Regions from separate parts of the Homo sapiens genome. Here regions 1 and 2 are each linked to region 3. A link is a contact called in ENCODE Hi-C or POLR2A ChIA-PET data. All regions are on one chromosome and are shown on one strand. The core of a region is the stretch at or near the end of the contact, and the rest is flanking DNA. Distances in the headings are between cores, read along the strand shown. Region 1 overlaps GSG1L2 (GSG1 like 2). Region 2 overlaps GLP2R (glucagon like peptide 2 receptor). Region 3 holds the start of USP43 (ubiquitin specific peptidase 43).

Region 1 (3,978 bases), core at 703-3,202, 160 kb before region 3:
CTTCTCCAGAGAATAAAACTTTGCTTTTCTGGGGGAAAGGGAGGTGGGATGGAGTGTTTGTGGTAAGGAGGAGACTGGGGAAAGGGCTGCATTTTTTGTGCCGTATTTGTGCCTCAAGGTTCTGCACCTCTCAAGGATTCAGCAGTGCTGATATAACAGGCATCCTTCTTGTCTTGTGGGTGGCCCTCATTGCAGACACTTTCTGTGTCGCATCCCTCACTCCATAAATTAGTCATCCCTCTCCCAGCCGTTTCCGTACTCTCATGTCTCCTCTCCAATTCTCCTTGTCCTTGTGTGTTCACACTAGTACACATCCCTTTACTCTCGTTTCAGTGGGGGTGTGGAGAGATGCAATGAGTTTCTGCCCTCATTTAAACCAAAATAATCACCTACTTAATGAAAACACGAAGCAAGACCAGGCCCAAACCAGAACCTTGACATGTGTCCTTGGTTAACCGAGTCCACAGCATCAGGAGGCAGCAAAGTCTCGCAAGTCAGCCAGCAGTATCTGGACTCACAGGGTTTGCAGCCGCATCCAGGATGTCCCACTTTCTAAATGGTAGTCGTGGACAAGTTGCTTAACTTCTGTGTCTCAGTTTCCTCATCTGTAAAATGGAGATAATTATAGTGCCTCCATCAGGGGGTCGCCGTGAGGTGTTCAGTTAGATAATCTGGTGCCCATCACAGCACCTGGCATACATACAAGACTGTTTATTATTGTTAATCTTATTATTATCCATTGGGAAGTGTCTCTGGTTAGCCCTACATTTTGCTTTTCTTCTCTAGGTTGTTCTTTGTCCACCACACAGCCCTTCTCTTTATCTCATAATAATGCAAACATTTGAACACCCTTTGGTATAAAGCAGATGCTAATTACCATGTTCCCAACACAGTGCTGGGTTCTTTGAAGGATGAAAAGTGTAGCCCATCATCTCAGTATGCAACAGGCTTACAGCCTGGATGGGGATATAAGAATAATGATGCTGGTCGGGCGCGGTGGCTCATGTCTGTGATCCCAGCACTGTGGGAGGCCAAGGCGGGCGGATCACCTGAGGTCGGGAGGTCAAGACCGGCCTGGCCAACATGGTGAAGCCCTGTCTCTACTAAAAATACAAAAATTAGCCGGGTGTGGTGGCGCATGCCTGTGGTCCCGGCTACTTGGGAGGCTGAGGCAGGGGAATTGCTTGAACCGGGAGGCAGAGGTTGCAGTGAGCCAAGATCATGCCATTGCACTCCAGCCTGGGCGACAGAGAGGGACTCTGTCTCAAAAAAAAAAAAAAAAAAAAAGTAATGACACCAATGCCACTGTCCTGGGTTACAGCCAACAACAGCAATAATCTGGAAACTTCTATGCAGCAGATGCTATACTAAGTATTAATACTTCCCACGCATTCACTCACTGAATTCCTCACAGCCACCCTGGTGGCAGCATTAATATTATTCCAGCTTTGCAGATGAGGGAACTGATTCAAAGAGGTAAAGCAACCAGCTCAAGGTCACATGGTTAATACAAGGTGGGGCCACGATGCAAAGCCAGCACAGTGACTCCAGAATCCATTCTCTTAACCCTTGGGCTAAACAGTACGTTGACTAGACTCTGGGATTTGTGATCCAAAATGCAGGTCCAAACTGAGTAGAACGAGGAGCTGTTGTTTTCTCCAGATTGACCCCCAGTCTGGAGAAAACAGGAAGTCCTGGAATCACAGCCCTCAGCCCTTTCCTAACGGTGCCTTCTGTTGACAGCCTTGCCTGGGGTTCTTTCGCCCTCTGCCTGGCTGTGTCGGTCTCGGCCATGAGCAGGTTCACGGCAGCCCGCCTGGAATTCACCGAGAAGCAGCAGGCACAGAACGGCAGTCGGCACTCTCAACACAGCTTCCTGGAACCCGAGGCTTCGGAGAGCATTTGGAAAACAGGAGCTGCTCCTTGCCCTGCTGAACAAGCCTTCAGGAATGTTTCTGGACACCTCCCACCAGGCGCCCCAGGCAAGGTGTCCATATGCTAGCCAGTGTCCATGGCTGCCACATCCGCACAGGCAAACAAGCCAGGCACTGACACTCACAATGTACACCCTGCCTCTGGGTTGGACTTCAGGAGATTGTTGTCCAGGGAAAGCTTCCATCCCCACCCCTCCACATCTCACCTTTTACTAAACACCTTTGGCTTTAGCCTTTGATTCCTGTTAAAATGCCAGTACCTTGAAGTGAGATAATGCTTACTGAAGATATCAACCATTGACACTCTAGTATAAAAGAGAGCTTCTTAATGACAGTGAATTTGATAAGGATACCAAAGAAACAGGGAGGATGCCAGTACTAAGGGAAGAGAAGTTGAAGAAAGAGGAAAGCAAGTCTTTTTAACTACAAGGGAGGCAAAATGTGTTGTCCGCATAGGTTTGTTGACAGAAAAATCCAGAAAATGTTTTCTCCTAATTGACACACACAATAAAGTATGTGTGGCTATGTCATACTTTCTTTTTCATTTGAATCAAGAAGACAGAAATTTCAAAATATGTTTCCTGTTATTTTTTAAAATATTTTTTCTTGGAAATTTTGTGTTTCTACTCATAGTAAAATCAGTTTGGAAGGACAGTCGAATGATAGAAATGAAAACACAGTCAAATGGAATGACATCTTATCTTAGTTTAAGTGGAACACATGTTTGAGTTGTTCTGCTTAAATTAAATCGCCAGCCACTTTTGCTTCTAAAAATAAACATTACCAAACATGCAGGTCTTGTTGGAGGCAGTGGTGGGCTGCAGGATTCCTAATACAGTCATCTGCAATATTGTATCAATTCATCCCATGTCCAGCTACCATGTTATTCAGGCCACAGGTTGTTCCACACATAATTTGATTTTTTGAAAAAAGAAAGGGGGTGGGTGTAGTGGCTCACGCCTGTAATCCCAGCACTTTGTGAGGCCGAGGTAGACAGATCACTTGAGGTCAGGAGTTCGAGACCAGCCTGGCCAACATGGTGAAACCCTGTCTCTACTAAAAAAAAAAAAACATCAAAAATAGCCAAGCATGGTGGCACATGTCTGTAATCCCAGCTACTCAGGAGGCTGAGGCAGGGAAATCGCTTGAACCTGGGAGGTGGAGGTTGCAGTGAGCAGAGATCGCGCCATTGCACTCCAGCCTGGGCAATAGAGTGAGACCCTGTCTCAAAAAAAAGAAAAAGAAAAAGAAAAGAAAGGGACTGCAAACTCTAACAACCTTCAATATGTCCTTGCTCAGATCCATTTTAAAAATTATATTCACGTGTTTTGTAAACATATCATTTCTGGGAAAAAAATCCAATAAAAATCTGTTTATGCTGAACTGTAACACTTATACTGTCATAAAAAAAATGAAAAAAAAAATCCAGCTACCTTCGTGTTTGTGGCTCAAGGTGAGCACCTGCCTGACAAATGCTGCTTCTGTGGAATTTTGTGTTTCATTGCGCTAAGCATATATGAGAGATAGACAATGGATTCTTGCTGGAATAAGCCCAACCCAGAGAATGTCTGCTGGGGTTCCCTGGGCCATGTGCTCACCTAGAGCAGGAGAGTTTGTACCCACAAGCCTCTGCCCTTTGCAGTGTGCAGGTTCTTTCATATGGTTTTTCATCCCTATGTATTCATGTAGGCAGGTCCTGTGTGACTGTCACGATATCAGGTCAAAGTCTCATCTTACAGGGAATGAAATACACTGGAGAGAGACTTCGCTGAATTCGCTGTTGTGAAAAACACCTGTGAACACTGTGGCTGAGGATGCCAAAGAAGAAATAAACTTTTAAAAACTATTTGGACAAGTTTTTATTTTTATTTATTTATTTTCTTTATCAATTTTTATTTTAGGTTCAGAGTGGGGGTACATGTGCAGGTTTGTTACATGGGTAAAGAAATAAATTTTTTGCTGGGCGTGGTGGCTCACACCTGTAGTCGCAGCACTTTGGGAGGCCCAGGCAGGTGGATCACTCGAGGTCAGGAGTTCGAGACCA
Region 2 (3,920 bases), core at 416-2,915, 190 kb before region 3:
GGGCTTTATAGGCAGAGGAGCATGGCCAGAGCCTGTGAGGAGGCCTCCTGGGCAGGTGTGCGAGCCAAGGTACTGAGTGGCAAGAGCTGGACCAGGTGCAGAGCCTGGGAGTTGCTCATTGGGCTGGAGTGCAGGGAACCCTGAACGTGGGGGAGAGTGCTAACGAGGTCAGCAGGGCCAGGCAGCAGGAGGTCTTGCATGCCATTTGTAGGAGTCGTGATGCTGGGGAGACAGAATGTGAATGATATTTTAGAAAGCTTTTCCAAAGGTGCCTGGAGGGGGCCAGATCTGAGGCAGGGACTGGAGAGGAGGCCATGGAGAAGCAGCAGAGGGTGCTGGTGAGCCCACAGCAGTGAGGGATGGAGGGGAGGAGGAGATGGAAGACCTGGCTACCCACTGGTTGAGATGTGGGCTTGGGTGGGGCCAGGTGGACCCTGAGACCATTCCTTAGATGGGGAAGAGAGGCGGAGAAGGAGGAGGAGGAGAAGGAAGAGGAGTTTGTTTTCCTCTCCTCCATTTTCTACTCCTCCCTGTCCCTCAGTTTCTACTCCAATTGATGACAAGTCTTGAGCATTCTGCCTCCAACACTTTAATCTTTCTCCTTCTCTCTGCCCTCTTGCCCTTGCCAGAATCCAGACCCTTAGCATGCTGTTTTCTGGGACACTGCAGTAGTTTCCCCACTCTCCTCCTTGGTTCCTCCATTCCTGTGTCCAATAGCTGCATGCTCTCAATGTCATTCTCCCAGACTACAACTTGTGCTCCATTTTTATGCCTTAACACCTTCTGGGACTCCACATAATCTTCCTCTACAGAAGAAAGCTTGAAACCCTAGTGACTAACACCCAGCTTCCTTCGTCATCAGCCCCCAGCCTCAGTCGTCAGTTACAGCTTCTGTTTGCCATCAGGCGCTCAGTGGTGCAATGTGGGCTCACTGCAGGCTCCGCCTCCCGGGTTCACGCCATTCTCCTGCCTCAGCCTCCGGAGTAGCTGGGACTACAGGCGCCAGGCGCTCCCTCTTCTGATATTACCAAGCTCCTTCCTCTCTCCCATCTCACAGGGACTCTCCTCCACTCTGTGCATTTGCACATGTTCTCCTCTGCGCCCTTCCACGGTCTCCACATTCTCTTCACTGCAGGGATCCATTTGGATTCTAAAGATTTAATGCACAGAATGGCGGGTGGAAGAGTAACTTCCCACCTCTTGCAAATCACACTCCCTTCACATTCCAGAAGCCCAAAACCTATTTTTTTTTTAAAGAGGCTTTAATTTAACTTCTTTGTAAATGTGGCTTTTTGAACACTTCATTTTCTCTTACAGTGGAATGGATCTGTGTTTTTAGCTCTTGGAAAGGGACAGGTAGACAGTGAGCAGAGAGGGACAGGTAGACAGTGAGCAGAGAAGTAGGGATCGGCTCCACATGCTACTGAGAAGTCCAGGTGTTTGGGGCCTCTAGACTTGAAGGAATCCAAGGGGCTCCTCCCTGGATTCAGCTTCAGCTCCCGCGGACCAAGCGGCAGCTGTGCGACGCACCCTGTGAGTGCCTTCTCATTGACTCCTCGGAGTGACCTTCAGAATTAGCAACTCTCCTTCCCTTCATAGATGAGGAAGTGGAAGCTCAGGGGGCTGTGGGAATTTGCCCAAAGTCTCCAAAGTGTAAAACAGAGGGACTGGGTCTGACCTCGGGGCTCCTGACTCCACACCCAGTGCTCTTTTCCCTCACTGAGCTGCTCCCAGGGGTACTGTGCCTGAGTCATTCAGAGTCCTCCGATCCAGCGAGTTATCTCTTCCACCCTCCCTAAAATCTCACATTCTCATGCTTCTTGGGATGATTCCAACTGGATTTCATCAGAGAACACTTCCATAAAATAGGTCACTAACTCTCCCACCCAGAAATGTATCTTCCTTCTAAACACTCTCTCTCTCTCTGCTCTAGAGGCGCAAAACATTGAAACTAAAGTTGCACAATGGGATGATTTATCGGGCTGAAATTAAATACAAAAGGCTATCATCTTACCCTCTCAGAAGCTGGTTCTCACCTTGTTTTGCCTGGAGCTTGTAACCACTTATCTTTCCTGAGAACAGTTTTAGTTGTCCTTGTATTTGCTGGTGGTCTGTGGTAAAAGGCAACAGGAATCTAACCAGTAATCACCTCTCTCCTCTTTCAGAATAAAATAACCAAGAGGTTGGGCTTCTGGGGCTGGTAGGGATGGGATATTATCCTGGGTATCTAAGTAATGTTTACTTCCTTGAAACAGCATCAGAGCAAGCTAAGTGGTTAAATTCTCCATCCAAGTCCCATGGGAGTTAAAAACACTAACCTATTGGCACCTCCTTTCAATGTGAATGCAAAGGGTTCTTTGAAAATCCTTCTTCCCCATCTAACAACCCAAAAATTGTGTGGAGGTTAGCATCCCAATCTTTCTCCCCCACCTGTTTCTCCTCTCCATGACAGTGGCCATTCTTACCCCCACTGCAGCCAAATTTAGTGGCTGCTGGATCTGTACTCTAGAAGCTTCAAAGTACGAGAGCTACTTATTTGTAAGATCTAAAAATCAAAACAATTGAACTCATGGACATAGAGAGTAGAAGGATGGTTGCCAGAGGCTGGGAAGGGTAGTGGGCGGCTGGGACAGTGGAGGTGGGGAGGGATGATGGGTACAAAAAATAGAAAGAATGAATAAGAGCTACTCTTTGATAGCACAACTGGTGATGATAGTCAATAATAACTTAATCGGCCAGGCGCAGTGCTCACGCCTGTAATCCCAGCACTTTGGGAGGCGGAGGCGGGTGGATCACCTGAGGTCAGGAGACTGAGACCATCCTGGCTAACACAGTGAAATCCCGTCTCTACTAAAAATACAAAAAAATTAGCCGAGTGTGGTGGGGGTGGGTGCCTGTAGTCACAGCTACTCGGGAGGCTGAGGCAGGAGAATCGCTTGAACCTGGGAGGCGGAGGTTGCAGTGAGCTGAGATCGCGCCACCACACTCCAGCCTGGGCGACAGAGCGAGATTCCATCTCAAAAAATAGATATATAATAGTAATAATAATAATAATAATAATAACTTGATCGTCCATTTTGAAATAACTAAGGAGTGTAATTGGATTGTTTGTAACTGAAAAGATAAATGCTTGAGGGGATGGATACCCCATTCTCCATGCTTATTCACATTGCATGCCTGTATCAAAACATCTCATGTACCCCACAAATATATACACCTACTATGTAACCACAAAGATAAATAAAAATAAATATATACATACATACATAAAAATAAATGGAACATCCAGGAATAGAAAAATTACAGAAGGAAGATGTATTACTGAGAGCTTAGACGGGGACTGTTTGTGGGGGAAGAGGACTTCAGAAAAGCACTTGGTTGGGGAAAATTGGTAAAAATAAGACTTATTACCTTCACTCCACCAAGGTAAGTATGAAGGGCAGGGTACAGAGACATTTCCAGGAGAAGAATGAGGCCAACACACGTACTGATCAAATGTCCCGTTACAAAATATGCCTACAGAGAGAAGAAGGGTCTGATAAACATCAGTGTTTTAGCACAGGGATGCCACTGATGGAGGCAGAGGCACCGTGGGAGCCCACCTTCCTGGCACTGGAAGCTGGTGTAACCTGTGCAGAAACCAGCATGGGTGCCCCACTCTCTAGATGAGTCAAGGATGGGGAATGATTTGGGGACCACAGGAATGCTGAATGCAGTCCCAAAGAATGTGCATTCGTCTGCCCAACTTGACCTCCGGTCAATTACGTCAATGTACACATCATGCTGATTTTGCTTTATTTGACATGAACTAAACTTTCTTTCTTTCTTTTTTTTTTTTTTTTTTTTTGGAGATGGAGTCTCACTGTATTGCCCAGGCTGGAGTACAATGGCGTGATCTCAGCTCACTGCAACCTCCACGT
Region 3 (4,143 bases), core at 908-3,407:
AACTGGATGGAAATGCATCTAGCAAGAGAAAATGTACATAAAGATTACCTCCCTCCCTGCTCTAGGTTTCTGCAGGTGAGAAGGTGTCGTGATAGAATAATGAACATTTCCTGTGGGGCTGGCACTGTGTTCTACATAGAACTCATTTAATACAACAACCGTATAACGAGGTAAGTACCATTATGGTTCTATATTAAAGATGAAGAAAGTTGCGGCACAGAGAGATCTGGTAACTTGCTCAAGGTCACAAAACTCCAGAGACCTTGCTCTTAACCACTATACTATACTGCCTCTTTCTTAAAAAGCAAATGTCACCAAAAAGAGACATTTAGTGACAACCATTTGACCCACTGGCTGCTGCAGAACAGTGCTTCACTAATGGAGGCAGGAGGGAGGAAGGTGGGGGTTGGCATCTCATGGGTCACATGGCAAACACTGCTTTCTCGGGCTGAAACTCAAGAGCGGTGATGCTTGTGGAATGAACACTGACAGGTTTCCCCCTCCCCCAAGAACAACAATCACTAGTCTGTAGGGAGCTTCAGTTCTCTGCCCAGAGCTGCGGGTTTCTTCTTCTTTTTTTTTCTTTTTTTTCTTTTTTTTTTTTTTTTTTTTGCAGGAAGCAAGCCATGTGCATCAATTATCAGGAACGCTTTAATCCAACTGGGACCCCAAACAAACACCCCGTTTTAATCCCGGGTGAAGTGATACAAACAATTTACAAAGCCTCACGACCCGGCAGCAACCCGAGTAAGTAGACCGTGATCTTGCAGACAATAAAATGCAAGCCCGTGCTCATACATTGTAGGGGATTGAATGCGCCTTAAACAAAAGGATGCTATCTCCAAAATAGCACGCTCACTGCCTTTGCTGGGCACTCAGCACGGTACCTGGCCTGTAGGTTGTCAGATTCCACTGGGCTTAGAATAAAATCCAAACTCTTTACCGTTGCCTCCTAGGTCTTACGTGATCTGGCGAAACTCATCTGCCTCCTAAGCTCCAACGCCACTGCTTTTCTTTCCCTGTCTCCAGCACTCAGCTCCTTCGGGTCTATGGCAATTGTACTTGCTGTTCCTCCTGCCTGGATTAGTCCTACAGCTTGCCCTGACTGCATCCTTCTCATCATTCAGATCTCAACGCAAGCATCACCTCCTTCCTCTGAGGCCTTGGCCTTCAACATCCCATTCCCTACCCCACATCATTCCAGACTGGAAGCTCTAGAGCTGGCATTAGAACACTGTCTGGCCCACAAGCCTTCAATACTTCAACAAATGCTTGTTGAATCCAAAAACGCTGATTACCCTTCAATCTGCCAGCTCACCCCACTCCCTCTCAAAATACCTAGGAGAATTAATTTACAAAGAAAACATAAGCAAGCGACAGCGTAACACATCGACTCAAAACAAAGCCGGTAATCCGGGGCTGAACTGGTCAACGGCATTTAAAGAAGGCCCCAAGAAAACCCTTTCCTGATCGTGCACACACTTTTCAAGAGGCGAAACCAGGGGGACAGGGCGGTCGGCGGCGCAGCGCTGCCTACCTTGAACTCCGCGGAAAGTTGGGGCGTGTATTCGCGAGTCCAGAGCGCGCGCACCAGCGCCGCCAGCTGCTCGGTGACCTCGGCGCGGCCCGGAGCCGCCCGGTAGCGCCCCAGCGCCAGGAACTCGGCCAGCAGGTCGGTGTTGCTGAGACACTGCACCACCGCGTTCATGAAACAGGTGTTGCCGTGGTTCTTCAAGCCCTGAGCGCCCGGCGGCCGCGCCCCATCGCCGGCGGGGAGCTGGAGCTGGGGCTGGGGTCCGGGCGGGCGTTCCTCCCCGGGGCTCCCGGGGGCCGCTGGAACTGGGCCCGGGGCGCAGGCGAAGCCCCCCTCACCGTCGCCATCACAGTGTCCCGGCTGGGGCCGGGGCGGTGAGTCCCCGGGGCGTGAGCGGCTGCCCAGCGCCAGCAGGAAGCGGCTGAACAGGCGGCGCAGGGAGCGGCGGCGGCGGGGCCGGGGCGCGAGCGGTCCCCCTCCTGCCGCGTCCCCGGGGCCCAGGTCCATGGCTGCCGCCGGCGCAGCTCCAGGCGCGGAGCCCCCGGGCGCGAGGCGGACGAGCGGCCAGCAGGCCCTACAGCTTCTCTAAGGCTCCTGGTGCCGGCTACCTGCGGGCCAGGTGTGCGGGGACGGGGCGGAGGCGGAGCCAAGGGCGGGGCAGCCCCGCCCCGCGCGGGAATCCGGCGGCACGACCAGCCCCCTCCAGGGCAGCGCCGGGCCACCCCTACCCCTGCCTGGTGCCGCCCCCGCTGCGCTGACTGGGAGTCTTCGTGGTCGGATTCCCCACCCTTCCTTACCTCGTAAACCGACAGACCTGGGTTTCGCCGCTGCTCCTGTTCCTCGAGCAGCCTTCAAGCAGTGGAAATTACGGAGAAATGAACATTCTGAAAGCGCCTAGTAAATGGTAAAGGCCTGGCTACTGCAGGAAGAAAAGGGCAAGGCAGGCATCTCCAGAGCACAGCCTCGGGCGTGGTGAGAGGCGCGCGCTGGGCGCTGTGTGGGGGTGGGGAGCGCTTTTGTGCACCGCTGGTTCCTCCGCAGGCTCAGGTGTGTGCGGACAGGTGTCGCCACCTCCTTCCAGACCGTCTGCCCCTTGGGGGGAGGCAGAGTCTGTGCCTGCACCCGCCAACCCGGGACCTGAACTGGGAGCCACGTGTTGCCCTGTGAAAAAAGCCCCCGAGTGGTTGTGGTTTGCTTTTTTACACCACAGATTGGGTTAGAATCATTTTCCAAAAACTTGCAAGACTTGATCACCCTTGCTTTAATCGGCAAGGAAGGGGGCTCAGAGAGGTTATCGCAACGTAGGGAGGCCGCCCGATCCGTAAGCAGGGAAACCGGAACTCGACCTGGATCTATGGACTGCCAAGTTCAGGCCCTTTCCAGCCTCAGTATTTGCTAACCAGGAAGTTTTCAGGCTCTCAGGCGCGCCCCCTACGCGGTTTCTGGTTCACTCCTTAACGCACGATCCTTGTTGAATGATTGCCCAATCAGAATTAGTTTGGCCTTGCCCCGCCCTTGATTCCCTGGGTAACCCTGGGCCCCTCCCCCACCCCTCACTTTATCCCATGCAACTGTCAGGTTTATAATTAATCAGGCAAGGTCTTGCAAAATGACTTTCTCGTCAATTTCTAGCTCAGGAAGAGATCAGCACCATGTGAGATGCAGTATTCTAACGCTCTGAAATGTTACTTGTTGTTTAATAAGTGATCATCATTTATTAAATATTCTTGATCCTGGCCGGGCGCGGTGGCTCACGCCTGTAATCCCAGCACCTTGGGAGGCCGAGACGGGCGGATCACCTGAGGTCAGGAGTTCAAGACCAGCCTGGCCAACATGGTGAAACCCCGTCTCGACTAAAAATACAAAATTAGCCAGGCGTGGTGGCGCATGCCTGTAATCCTAGCTACTCAGGAGGCTGAGGCAGGAGAATCGCTTGATTCAGTGAGCCGAGATCGCGCCATTGCACTCCAGCCGGGCGACAAGAGCTAAATTGCGACAAGAGCTAAATTCCGTCTCAAAAAACAAACAAACAAACAAAAAACTTGATCTTTCAAACCGGGTTACAGCAGTTACCTCATGCAAAAAAGCAGCCTTACTTAAAGGATAAATAACATGCTTAAAACATCAGACGGTACTGTGAATCGGAGACTTGCGTTCTGGAAAATGCCATTATTTACCCCTCTCTGGAAAAAGATACCCGGCTGGGTGATTAATACACAAGGACACAAGGTCCATTTCATCACCCTTCTGGTGGAAAGCACAGAAGAAAGATGTAATGGCCAACTCCAATAAAGCATCTCTGTAATTTCATCTTTCTTTGGTAATTGTCCTGAGATCCCCAACACCACACATTTTCTTTGAGAAAGCATGCATATTTCTCTCTACCCTGTCAGGAATTCTGCCGATGCTTTAGTACATTAGTCACTTAATTCTCACAATAACCTTTTGAGCAGGAACTTACTCTTGCTTGACAAAAGAGAAAATTGTGGCTCAGAGAATTTTTAAGAAGCCTGCCCAAGATCTGGATTTAAATCTGAGTCTAGTCCCATATAGCTTGACCAATGAAATGGCAATTAAGAAGGAAATTCACCTCACCTTATTTTTAGAGG

Evidence for each region. Hi-C counts contacts between places; a loop is a spot of excess contacts on that map. ChIA-PET counts read pairs that join two places held with the same protein, here RNA polymerase II (POLR2A). Pooled maps may share reads with other maps.
Region 1: a map of PC-9 shows a loop between it and region 3 (6-fold over the local background). The contact joins the enhancer-like site here to the promoter of USP43 in region 3. A Hi-C loop is called at or near these places in 1 of 168 maps with a recorded cell type or tissue (PC-9). POLR2A ChIA-PET finds 5 or more read pairs at or near these places in 3 of 52 experiments (BJ, H1 and WTC11).
Region 2: a loop to region 3 is called in a map of PC-9, with 12 times the contacts of the local background. The contact joins the enhancer-like site here to the promoter of USP43 in region 3. A Hi-C loop is called at or near these places in 1 of 168 maps with a recorded cell type or tissue (PC-9) and 1 of 50 pooled maps. POLR2A ChIA-PET finds 5 or more read pairs at or near these places in 2 of 52 experiments (A549 and HEK293).

Annotation. Positions count from the first base shown.
Region 1 is chr17:9,800,410-9,804,387 of GRCh38, reverse strand. It overlaps GSG1L2 (GSG1 like 2), which reads left to right. Exons shown (of 5, transcript NM_001310219.2): 5 at 1,744-3,780. The coding sequence ends at 2,002. Among named protein-coding and RNA genes, the nearest start is that of DHRS7C, 11 kb to the right of the region's middle. Within about 2 kb of position 1,952, at least 4 of the 41 ENCODE cell types and tissues checked have a DNase peak (open chromatin) inside an H3K27ac peak, as active enhancers do; they include PC-9, where a contact is called at or near this core.
Region 2 is chr17:9,835,967-9,839,886 of GRCh38, reverse strand. It overlaps GLP2R (glucagon like peptide 2 receptor), which reads right to left. Exons shown (of 13, transcript NM_004246.3): 3 at 3,412-3,516. Among named protein-coding and RNA genes, the nearest start is that of GLP2R, 12 kb to the right of the region's middle. Within about 2 kb of position 1,665, at least 8 of the 41 ENCODE cell types and tissues checked have a DNase peak (open chromatin) inside an H3K27ac peak, as active enhancers do; they include PC-9, where a contact is called at or near this core.
Region 3 is chr17:9,643,531-9,647,673 of GRCh38, reverse strand. It overlaps USP43 (ubiquitin specific peptidase 43), which reads right to left and starts at 2,157. Exons shown (of 15, transcript NM_153210.5): 1 at 1,538-2,157. The coding sequence starts at 2,041. LOC124903924 (a long non-coding RNA gene) reads left to right here and starts at 2,247. Exons shown (of 2, transcript XR_007065615.1): 1 at 2,247-2,438; 2 at 3,167-3,844. It overlaps LOC107985011 (a long non-coding RNA gene), which reads left to right. Exons shown (of 3, transcript XR_001752790.2): 1 at 1-170; 2 at 617-747; 3 at 957-1,569. It also overlaps a transcript of CFAP52 not described here. RefSeq lists enhancers at 1-579, 1,269-1,916 and a silencer at 2,225-2,284.